3 separate regions of the Homo sapiens genome follow, and all the other regions are linked to region 3. Evidence: chromatin loops called from intact Hi-C (ENCODE). Cell type or tissue: PC-9. All regions are shown on one strand.

Region 1 (4,000 bases), 92 kb after region 3:
GTTGGCAGTATAAGCAGTGACTAACCAGTAGAAGTGATCACCTTTAGACTAGTCCACAGACCAGAACGCTCATTATTCAGTGCTTGTGTGGTTTGGTTAAACAGCAAATTCTACTTGGAGGAGATACTTTTAATTTAGAAGAGATTATTTCAAATAATTATCTTTGTTTATTATATAAGCTTTAGCTAGTGTTTTACATTCACTGACCAAGCATCAAAACACTAGAGAAAATGACACAAAAGGTGAGTCAGTTAAATTTGGAGAATGTTGGAAGAAGAAACATTATTTCAAGAGTATGGAGGATGACCTAAAGAAATAATAAAAAATGATTTTCTGGAATTATTTCTAGAAGTTAAAGGTGAAGCATCATTGATAATGGTGCTTTTCATTTTATCAGTGGAAATACAGTAATTATTTGGGGGGATTCATCTCTACTCCTGAGTGTCGGTTAGCTGGGGGTACACATGGAGCATTAAATGGTGTCCTACGTAGTCATCACAAGCCACAGTACCTGTCCTGTCACACAGAGGGGTCTGTAAAGGGGTGACAACACAGAGGTTTCCCTTGATGAATGATGAAGAATCCTTTCTCAAGATAGGTACAAATTAGTTGGACCCAATTGATTGAATCAGTTGATTTTATAAAATTGGGCGGACACTAGGTATCATTCTTTTTTCAAAAGCAATTGGCTGGGCGCGGTGGCTCACGCCTATAATCCCAGGACTTTGTGAGGTGGAGGCGGGTGAATCACGAGGTCAAACGATCGAGATCATCCTGGCCAATATGGGGACACCCCGTCTCTACTAAAAATACAGAAATTACCCGGGAGTGGTGGCACACGCCTGTAGTCCAAGCTACTCTGGAGGCTGAGGCAGGAGAATCGCTTGAACCCGGGAGGCGGAGGTTGCGGCGAGCTGAGATCGCGCCACTGCACTCCAGCCTGGCGACGACAGAGTGAGACTCCGTCTCAAAAAAAACAAAACAAAACAACAACAACAAACACAAATAATGTTTTTGACCTGAAATAACTACTTATTTTAGTCAATATAGGCAAACTATGAGCATATTCAGATGAAGACTCAGAATTGGGAGGGTGGGTTTTGAAGGGAGCATCTACCGCGGAGATGGATTCCCACGAATTTGGAGCTGCACTGTCTCTTTGCAATGAGGTCCTGTACCTATGTATGGGCTTGGGCTTACTTTCAAGAGTGACATGTTCACATTACAGAGAAAAGTGTCATACAAGAATAATATGTGGAATGAAGAAGAACAAAAAAAGTGTCAATTCTCACTTATTTACCAATCATGTTAGCCAGAGCAAAAGAATTTGGCATACCACACTCCTCCTCTGACCTAGATTAGAGATATCCATCTTAAAAAAATAAGGGGACAGAAAATATATTGAGAAGGGTTAGTGATAACACTTTTCTATTAAAAAAAAAAATCACCTGTGTCAATCTCCGTGACCATACAATGCAATGGAACTCTCCCAAGAATCCCAGGCTCAGAGCCCTTTAAAGAGCTCCAGGCAGGCTGGGCGCGGTGGCTCACGCCTGTCATCCCAGCACTTTGGGAGGCCGAGGCGGGTGGGTCACGAGGTCACGAGATCGACACCATCCTGGCCAACACGGTGAAGCCCCATCTCTGCTAAAAATACAAAAATTAGCGGGGCGTGGTGGTGGGCGCCTGTAGTCCAGCTACTCGGGAGGCTGAGGCAGGAGAATGGCGTGAACCCAGAAGGGCGGAGCTTGCAGTGAGCTGAGATCGCGCCACTGCACTCCAGCCCGGGTGACAAAGCGAGACTCTCTCTCAAAAAAAAAAAAAAAAAAAAAAAAAAAAAAAGCTCCAGGCAGAGACAGAATTCCCAAGCCCTGCTCCAGGTGAGTCACCAATGTGGAACGAGGAAGTATCCTATGGAGAAATTCAGCCTTCTCATTAGGATGGAGAAGCCTACCTGTGGTTTCAACCCCAGCTACCTTTCAGCTTCATGTCTAACACACAATTCAATACCTGCCTCTCAAACTGAATTCATCTCTTCTTCTCCCACACACTCTGGGGTTTCCTGCCTTCCCCTACCCTTGCATTCAAAATGTACTCATCCTTTAAGACTTACCTCAAATGACTCCTCTTACAGGAAGGGTTCCTCCATCGATTCCAGCTAAATTCGTCATTCTCTTTTCAACATTTTCACACTTCACACACTGACTAAGTGTACAGACATTTCAGGGAAGGAAGGAGGAGGAAAGAAAGTTTTATCAAATATTCAACACTTTTACCAGTACTTAAAAATAACATTTATTGCTTCTTTGTACTAGGTTAGTAATGCATATTTAATGAAAATAAAAACGACAGTACTTCTATGAATACTTTGGCAAAAATCCTTCCATTACTTTTATTTATTGTAGGAGAGTGAGTATGTATGTGTAGATACATAACACTTGAAAAAAATGAAATCATATAAATTGTTTTTAAATGGTTTATTATTTATTTATATATAGACTATGTAGTTCCACACCTTTAATCGAAAATTTCCAATGGCTACCCAGTATTTCACTGTATGGAGATAACAGTTTATTTAATGCCTTATCCTGGGACATTTCAGTTTTTTCCAGTTTTTGCTATTATAAACATTCTTATTGCAAAAGTATTTTTATACATCTATTCAAAAATATTTATTAGGCACCTTTTTTTCTTAGGCATATGTGATAGGCATTCCATTATTGTTTTTCTCTGGATAAATTAATAGAATTTTAAAAATCTGGGTCAAAATGTATGAATACATTGAAGTATTGATTTTTCCAATGTCCTCTTCAAATTGAATATATATTTATTTTCACACCTTTGCCAATGTGTTGGGGGAAACCATTTGCTTTTACTTGATTTCCAGTGGGATTTTATACTTAAAAGTGTGTTTTGGCCATTTTACTTCTTTTTTATTCTTCTTTTGTGAATTAACAGTCCTTACCCTTTATATATATAAAATATAAGGCCAGACACAGAGGCTCAGGTCTGTCATCCCAGCACATTGGGAGAATGAGGATTGCTTGAGCCCGGGAGTTGCAGACTAGCCTGGGCTAGATGGTAAGATCTCAGTCTCTGAAAATAATTTAAAAATTTATTTTAAATTTAGTCCTAGCTACTGGGGAACTGAAGCAAGAGGATCCCTTGAGGCCAGAAGTTTGAGGCTATAGTGAGCTATGATCATGCCACTGCACTGCAACCTGTGGAACAAAGTGAGGCCCCATCTCTTAAAAAATAAATAAAATAAAATAACAGATGCTCATCTGTCTCTTATTGATTTGGAAAACTTTAAAAATATTAAACAGACTACTTTGTGAGGCTGAGGCGGGCAGATCACGAGCTCAGGAGATTAAGACCATCCTGGCTAACACAGTGAAACCCCGTTTCTACTAAAAAATACAAAGAAATTAGCCGGGCATGGTGGCAGGAGCCTGTAGTCCCAGCTACTCTGGAGACCGAAGCAGGAGAATGGCGTGAACCCAGGAGGCAGAGCTTGCAGTGAGCTGAGATCACGCCATTGCACTCCAGCCTGGGGGAAAGAGCAAGACTCCATCTCAAAAAAAAAAAAAAAAAAAAAAAAAAAAAAAATTAAACAGACTACTTGCCTATCGCTGTATTGAAAATATTACCCTCAATGTTTTTCTTGTTTGCTTACTTTTTTTGTTAACAGATTTAAAAAATAACTTTTATGAAGTCAAATCTGTCAGTCTTTCCTTTCTATCTTTTGCCTTTAGTGCCACATATGAAAAATTATTCTATACACTCCCAGCTCTATACATTGATATTTTTGAAAAATTTTTACCTTTATGATTGTGGTGATTTTTCACTGTGTCAACTTAGCTCCTTGCAAGTACATTTAACAGAATTCCATCCCCTGCATAGTTCCAAGTTTGCCTGAGCCAGAAGAGACATTTTGTGTGAGATTTGGAAGATGAAAGTAAAGGAGGGATATTTGCCTGTATGCTCAAAAGTTTGGCTC
Region 2 (4,000 bases), 210 kb after region 3:
CACCCTAAAGGTAGGTGTCATAGAGCTTTGAAAGTTCAGTGCCTAAGATAGTATAGCATACATGGTAGGTGTTCAGTGAAGCTTATGATTAGTTGAATAATCACCCTCCACAGAGCACAACACAGGTGTTCAATAGATGTTTAATTTAACAATTGATAATCAGAAAATAGACATTTCTCATTAACTCTTTCCCTTTCCTTTTGAGCATTCATAATGTTCCACCACTAATTCTTAAAACCCAAGTTCCCACCCTCTAATCACAAACTCCTGTTGCGAGGGGGGATTGCTGAAGGGAGTCTGATAGGACACAGATCAGTGCATCTGCAAATTGATCCTTCTCAGTACCAAGTGGGCTTCTTTGTCATCTGACAACCTTTTAAATTGTCCTTTTCCCTCAGTGGATATTTCAAATATTCACCACTGTCATTGATTCCATTAACATTTCAGTATGAAGTTCACTCTCTAATTCATAGTTTATCCTCAACTTTTGCCCTCCATTTAAAACACTGACAGATTCATCTTTATCTTGTGTGTTCTTCTGTTTTCTTTTTCTTTTATGGGGAAAGTTATCCTCTTCTCTTCAAGAGCTTGCCCTCCAGGCTCTAGGTGCCAATAATCACCTGACAGCAAATTCCACGAATGCTTCGCCTTGTGTATTGTAAGTGGCCATCTGTTGCATTTGACATCATTACTGATCTTTTTGTAAGTGGAAGTCCCCTTGGTTTGAGTGATAGATTATCTTACTCTTCAACTTCTTTGTCCTTTGTGCACTGTTTTCTAGAGTTCCATCCTTTACTGTTCTTTCATTACCCATATTCTCTCAATAGAGAGAATTAGATCCTTCTACTCTGAAGGATTTAATTGCAAGTGATATACTAATATTGGCCAGATTTGTATACTCTGCCATACAGCTCCTAGACATCTCAACCTAGAAGCTTTATGGAGATTTCAAACTCAAAAATCAATAGCTTATCATCTTTATCTCATCTTTCTTCTTCTAATACCCTTAAAGTTCTCTTTGTCTTCTGTTTCCTCTCTGGGTAAATTGGCAGCATCATCAAGTTGCCCAAGTCAGAAACCTGGGAACCATCTCACAACATCCCTTTTTAATGTTGATGAAGAGCTCTTGACAATTCTTCCTCCTAATCTAATCTCAGTTTTTCCCACCCTCTTTAATCCAGCTGTCAATGCTCCTGCCTGGTCCTCACCAGCTCTCACATGCTGTGTTACAGCAGACCCTAATTGTCCCCCTTTCAGGCCTCACCTCTCCCAACCCACAGTTTTTACGGCTGCCAGTGTTGGTTCTCTGAGTCAGCCCAGATATTGCTTCCTGTAGAAACTCTCGCAACACCATCCCCTGGGCAGATATAGCTGCTTTCTCCAGTATGAATCTGAGACCTGGTACAGCATAAAGTTCTCCTGTAATCTTTTACTCTGTTGCATTCTTTCATTTTCTGTTTCTTTCATTTTCTCTCTTCCACTTAATTGCAAGCTCTTTGATTACAGAAGTTGTATCTTTCTGAATTGCTTAATAAATATTTATTGAATGAAATGTTTATTGAGTGAATTCTTCCAATTCTTTGCCTTTTTCCACTTAATTTCACTGTTATTGTTTTTTATTTAGAGGTAGAAGAGTGTAGCATTTATAAGTTCAGGTTCTGCAGTGAGACTTTCTGAGTTCAAATCCCAGCTCCTCCTTAACTTTGCAAGCTCTCTCATTTTTCTGTGCCCAGTTTCCTGATCTAGAAACTGGAGATAATAATAGTAACATTTTCCAGGAAATTATGAGGACTAAGTGAATTAACATGTAAACATTTGAATTTCAGACTATTGCCTGACACACATTAAGCCCTTAGATGTTACTTTTATTATTGTCATATTTTTTCTTTTTTCATCTCTTCTTCTTTCCTTCCTTTTTCCCCATTCTTTTTGTTTGTTTGGCATTCAATTTTCTTCCTTCTTCTCCTATTACTCTCATATTTACTAACAGCTCATAATGTCCCAGCCACAGAGAAGGTCCTGCTATGAGGAGTCACACAAACAAATACCTCTGTAAGGTCATGTTGATGTGACATTTAGAGATGGAGTAAACAGTTGCATTGTGGCAGTGGTCATGCTCAGGAATTTGACTGCAACACAGCCCTCTATAGCATGGAATGCAGAATAATCTCACTCCAGGACCCCGTCCAAGGCAGGGTGGAGCATTTCTAGGATATTATTTGTGTTATGACTCCAGGCATGGGACTACTGCAGGCTTCATGGCTGTTTCTTTGTGGTCAATATCATCTGATGGATCCATTTCAGAACCTTGCTCTGAGCTGGTCTTTCCTGGTGGAGAAGGAGGGCTCCAGACTGGATTTGGGGAGCACATGATTTTAACCCTCAAAGGGAAATTTCTCTGGAAGTCTGACTGCTACTTCTTCCAATATTTTGAAAAGAATAAAAATGGAAAGACTATACCACCAGACTTTATGCAAATATGTGATTGTTTATGGCCAATGTTATATGGACACGTCAAAATGGTCTATCTGTGTGGGTGCATGAGTTCATTTTCAGTAATATGAACATCTAGAAAAGTTTAGGTGTGTGTGTTTGTGTGTCTGTTTGCTGTAGAAAGAAACCACAAGGGCAGTTCAAAAATATGCTTAGCCTTTTTTATAGAATTAATCTAACCCAAATTTAGAGGAGAAAGACTCAAAGATTAACCAACATGAAAATACTTAATTGGGCAAATTTGGGCAAAGGCTTTTGTTTTTATGTTTTTATGATTAGTTTTTGTCACAGGATAATAATTGGATTAGGTCATTAAGAAGCCCCGACACACTAAATTATGTAGCCTAGTGCCTTACACATAGTGGATACTTGGTAATTACTTGAGGGATGAATGAATAAGCAAGGAAATGGATTCCTCAGTTTAAATGATGTGTACCAAATTGCCTAGATAAGTTTTCTGGAGGAAGATACTTATGAATACATCAGCCAAGATAATTGGAATGAAAGTAAAAGGCTAGGATAAAAATATTTAAGGGGAAAAGTGAGTTGTGGCAACGAATTTAGAAATATAAATTCAGTTACTATTGGCCTAGTGACACTTGAAAGCCATTTGTAAGATTACTTTTTGTGGCAAATTAGTGGAGACAAAGAATAATTTACAAATGAAAACATGTTAGGAATGAAATGTAATTTTAAGCCTGAAATACTTGCTTGTCCTCCACAGCCACATCTGCCTCAAGATCAAGTCCTTCATAGCTAATGAAAACCAGAAAACAAGAGAAAAACTTAAAACTGAGATTTCTTTAACTATTGTTCACTGAGCATACATTTAGATAAGGCCTTGTGCTTAGTGCTTCAAAGACTTGAGAAATCCAGATCTTGATTTCAATAAATTTATTCTCTAAAGAAGAAAGAAATTGAGTAAACAAATTAATATTGACACAAGAAAGATTATAAGACAAGGAAGTTTTTGGTATTTTCTTGTTTTTGTTTTTGTTTTTTTAGTTATATCAGTAAGGATTCAACCAGAGAAACAACATCAGTAGGAGATACTAAGAGATTTATTGCAAGGAATTGACTTGTGCAATTCTTGGTGATGTCAAAGCAAGTCTGAAATCCACAGGACAAACCAAGAAAGGCAAGCTGAGAGTCCTGAGCATAATTTCAGGTTGCTATCTACAGGCAGAATTTCTTTTTCCTTAAGGAAGCCCCAGTTCTGATCCTAAGGCCTTTGACTGATTGATTCAGGCTCACACTGACTATCTGGGATAATCTCCCTGCATAACATCAACTGATTATTGACTTTAAGCACATCTACAAAATACCTTCATCGCAACAGCTAGATTGTGATTGAAGTTTGATTGAATAATGGGGACTATAGCCTAGCCAGGTTGCAAGGTAAAACTGACCACCACAGTCCACATCTTGCCAATTTTACATCCATACACATCTTCTGGAACCATACTTAATCTCCAAATAAAAATAATGGCAAAATCATACTTCCATC
Region 3 (4,000 bases):
ACTATCCTGATAACAATCAACATGTAGTCAGATGCTTTAGCTAGCATAGTCTTACTAATATTTGTATCAATGAGCAGGGTTATAGTATTAACATTTTCAACATGGTAGCAAATATTTGTCCCCTGCACTTCTAATTATAAGGTCAAATTCAAATAAAAGTAAGAACACAAAAATGAGAACCCTCATCCAAATTTCGACGTACATTATTATTTATCAATCATCAATAGACTCTGTGCCAAGCACTGGGCTGGGTGCTGTACCTTTTGAGGATGCAAACGTAGAGTAAAAGCAGCCCTGTCCTCACGGTGCTCTGGACACTGTGCGGGGGAAGACATACAACCAGCGACATCGTAATATGGGCCATCAGTACTCTAATAACGCTGACAGGAGTGATGCTTCGGAAATACTTTTCAGTTCGTGTTTCCTTATTGGCTAGCTACGCTTTCTCTCCCCGTTCCTTGCCGATCTTAAACAATCCAAGAAAGGGGCAGACCAAAGCTACTTAGGAGACAAGAGCGGTCTTGGTGAGATTGCAGCAAGAAGGGCAAGGTTGGTGGGCGTGGTGGTGGGTGCCTGTAATCCCAGCTACTCTGGAGGCTGATGCAGGAGAATCGCTTGAACCCGGGAATCGGAGGTTGCAGTGAGCCAAGATGGCGCCACTGCACTCCAGCCTGGGCGACAGAGCGAGACTCCGTCTGAAAAACAAAAACAAAAACAAAAGCAAAAACAAAACAAAAAGGTCGGACGCGGTGGCTTACGCCTGTAATCCCAGCACTTTGGGAGGTTGAGGCAGGTGGATCACCTGAGGTCAGGAGTTCGAGACCAGCCTGACCAACCTGGTGAAACCCCGTCCATACTAAAAATACAAAAATTAGGCGGGCATGGTGGCGCATGCCTGTAATTCAAGCTACTAGGGAGGCTGAGGCAGGAGAATAGCTTGAACCCAGAAGGCGGAGGATGCAGTGAGCCGATATCGCGCCACTGAACTTCAGCCTGGGCAACAAGAGCGAAATCCTGTCTCAAAACAAAACAAAACAAAACCTGCACTAGAATAAGTGCTAGTTCTTTTTTTCTTTAAAGACGGACAAGATGAAATGTTTTAATTCTCATTTTACCTAATAATAAAGGATGTACCGTTAAAATCAAGTAGGAATTTATCCTTGTCTTATTGTCATTTTTTAAAAATTTTGCTATTCTGCACAGGACCAGTTTCTCTAGAATGTTCCCTTGCTGACTTTTCCTCTGGTAGTATCAGTTACACTGAAAATCAGTTGTATTCTTTTGCTTTATTTCACTGGGCACCATCAAACTAACAAAAGAGGAGAGTAACAGAGTAGGAGAAGATGGAGGATGCAAGGGAATAGGACACCTGTGTCCTAACCTCCTCTCGGGTATATATCCCGGGTTGGGGAACTCTTTCCACAAGCCCGGAGAGAACTGGTAACAAGAGGGCGGGGCGAGTGCGAGTTTCGATCCAGATAGGGCCTCCAGGTGGAGCGCCTGGGATCTCAACGGCACCTGGCCCCCGGGCGGGCGGATTCAGCCCCCGGGGAGCAGGCGCGGGAGTGAGGAGCCCCGATTGATTCTGCATGGGATGGGCCACGGCTCAGGGGGCCAGAGGCGGCGCCAAGGCAGGGGGCGCGGATCCAGCACAGCTCCTTCCCGGCCCAAACCGAATAAAACTCCCAGCAGCCCACAGTGAGACCCAGTGGAAAAGGCGCCCTCTGCTGGAGAGGCGCAGACGGGCGGAGCTGGAAGAGACAAAACCCAAAACACCTGAACATTTATTTCAGCAACTAGAATACTTCAAGTAGGAGGCGGGGGAAGCCGTGCCTTGTCAAGTTAAAGCGGACAACTTGTTCCTTCTCAGCACACCTCACTCCCAACTACCCTGCAGGATGGAGGTGTATCAGGAAAAACAGTGCTCCGGATCCCTTACCTGAGATCTAAAGACGCCACATTTTCTTCACAAGTGTTCTTAAGTCAACTGGGAGGACAAAGATTGCGTGAGTGCTTGGCTTATATGGTTTCATTTCTGTTTTCCAGTTGTCATTGTAGGCATGATCAATCTCTGCAAAAACAAAAAGAATAGGTTTAGGAGTAAAATATCCCTGAAATTAAGATTTCTAACCGTTCCCCTTCTAAGTGTATTTTAAAAGGGCACAACCAATTTCTTGATGTTTTGGATTTATTATTATTATTATTATTATTATTATTATTATTATTAAAGACAGGGTCTCATTCTGTCGCCCATGCTGAAGTACAATGGTCCGATCATAGCTCACTGCAGGCTTGAACTCCTGGACTCAAGCGATCCTTCAGCCTCAGCCTCTCAAAATGCTGGGATTACAAGCGTTAACAATTTCTCCCGGCTGCATTTTATTATTCTAATTGCGCAGCTTTGTCTAGTAAAGGATGGAGGACTAAAGGGAATAGGACACCTGTGTTCTAACCGCCTCCTTTTGGGTAGAGATCCCGGGTCGGGGGCCTATTCCACCTGACGGAACAGAGAGGTGCGGCTGCGCGTTTCGGTCCGGAAGAGGCCTTATATCAATGGTAGTTCTCCCTGCCTTTATATACCTCTTCTGTTAAGTTTGATAGTGCCCAGTAAAATAAAGTAAGAGTACGACTGATTTTCGGTATAACTGATACTACTAGAGGAAAAGTCAGCAAGGGAACATTCTAGAGAAACTGGTCTGTGCAGAATAGCACAATTTTTAAAAAAGTGACAATAAGACAAGGATAATTTCCTACTTGATTTTAATGGTACATCTTTTCTTTATTATTAGGTAAAATGAGAATTAAAACATCGCATTTTGTCTGTCTTTAAAGAAAAGAAAGAACTAGGACTTATTCTAGTGCAGGTTTTTTTCTTTCTTTTTTTTTTTTTTTTGACGGAGTCTTGCTCTGTCGCCCAGGCTGGAGTACAGTGGTGCAATCTCGTCCCACTGCAACCTCCACCTCCCGGGTTCAAGCGATTCTCCTGTCTCAGCCTCCCGAGTGGCTGGGATTACAGGCATCCGCCACCACACCCACCTAACTTTTGTATTTTTAGTAGAGATGGGTTTCGCCATGTTAGCCAGGCTGGTCTAGAACTCCTGACCTCAGGTGACCCACCTGCCTTGGCCTCCTAAAGTGTTGGGATTACAGGCCTGAGCCACTGTACTCAGCCTTTAGTGCAGGTTTCTACATTAATCTTCCTCTCCTTTGTTCTCGTGAGCTGACTATCAAGACCAGATTAGGATATGTGGTTGTTTCCTAAGAGACTTAAGCTTGGGGGACATGTGTTTGTTTTGGGAGTATGTCAGTATGTCTGTGTGTGTGAGTATGGTGGGCAAGGGAAAGAAAGATGAGATCCTCCCTCTCAGTTTAAGGTAGTCTAGGTCTCAGGAAAGAAATGAGGTATGAGCTGCATAACATTTGGGTAATGAAGCAGGTCTTCGAAGAACCAGTAGGGCTTCGAAGAACCAGTAGGCCTCCAATGTCCCCATCCATGGCCATACACGTGGAATCAGTGAAATGGATGAGAGTAGGTTCCCGGTCAGGATCATGTACAGGGAGTTGAGAATTCACTTTTCTTTCTTTCAGAAGACCAATTTTAATTTTTCCACCCAACAGGGGTCAGCAACACACAGAAACTTGTCTTAACTAACTCTTTCCTCTTCTTTAAAATATTATCTATATATAGATAATTTCCCCTTCTTTAAAAATTATCTATAAAATTCTCTCTCTATATATATCAGTAATTTTTAAAGGGGAAGATATATACATAAAGATATATATGTTTAATATATAGATAATTATGTATATCTCTGTTTTATTTTATATATATGATAAAACAGAAAGAGAGAGACAGTGTGTGTTTACTCTTTTACCCAAGTACATATGCCTTTCTAGTGCTTTGCAGAGTACTTTGAATAAGAAGGTTCAGAGACATCTGAAAATTATCTGTGAACTTTTGCTATTCTGATTCTTTTAAGGTGGTATATTATAAAATTTT

What was found. Hi-C counts contacts between places; a loop is a spot of excess contacts. Peaks named below come from ENCODE experiments on the same cell type or tissue, not always from the same donor. Only the 100,000 strongest peaks of a DNase experiment are listed, where the experiment ranks them.
Region 1: it touches region 3 in a loop (4-fold over the local background); 2 of 110 quality-filtered maps call a loop at or near these places.
Region 2: it touches region 3 in a loop (10-fold over the local background); 3 of 110 quality-filtered maps call a loop at or near these places.

Annotation. Positions count from the first base shown.
Region 1 is chr6:133,743,859-133,747,858 of GRCh38, reverse strand. All of the region lies in intron 4 of TARID (TCF21 antisense RNA inducing promoter demethylation), which reads left to right. Among named protein-coding and RNA genes, the nearest start is that of LINC01312, 75 kb to the left of the region's middle. In PC-9, no CTCF peak of the experiment used is centred here; DNase peaks (open chromatin) are centred at 1,298, 1,908 and 2,158; H3K4me3 peaks cover 1,346 bases; H3K27ac peaks cover 2,701 bases.
Region 2 is chr6:133,629,755-133,633,754 of GRCh38, reverse strand. All of the region lies in intron 4 of TARID (TCF21 antisense RNA inducing promoter demethylation), which reads left to right. Among named protein-coding and RNA genes, the nearest start is that of EYA4-AS2, 180 kb to the right of the region's middle. In PC-9, a CTCF peak has its summit at 2,230; a DNase peak (open chromatin) is centred at 2,074; H3K27ac peaks cover 894 bases.
Region 3 is chr6:133,835,664-133,839,663 of GRCh38, reverse strand. All of the region lies in intron 2 of TARID (TCF21 antisense RNA inducing promoter demethylation), which reads left to right. LINC01312 (long intergenic non-protein coding RNA 1312) reads right to left here. Exons shown (of 3, transcript NR_027030.1): 2 at 1,940-2,071. Among named protein-coding and RNA genes, the nearest start is that of LINC01312, 17 kb to the right of the region's middle. RefSeq lists a silencer at 1,650-1,699. In PC-9, CTCF peaks have their summits at 1,500 (motif pointing right), 1,704 (motif pointing left) and 3,570 (motif pointing right); a DNase peak (open chromatin) is centred at 1,683; H3K4me3 peaks cover 1,147 bases; H3K27ac peaks cover 1,032 bases.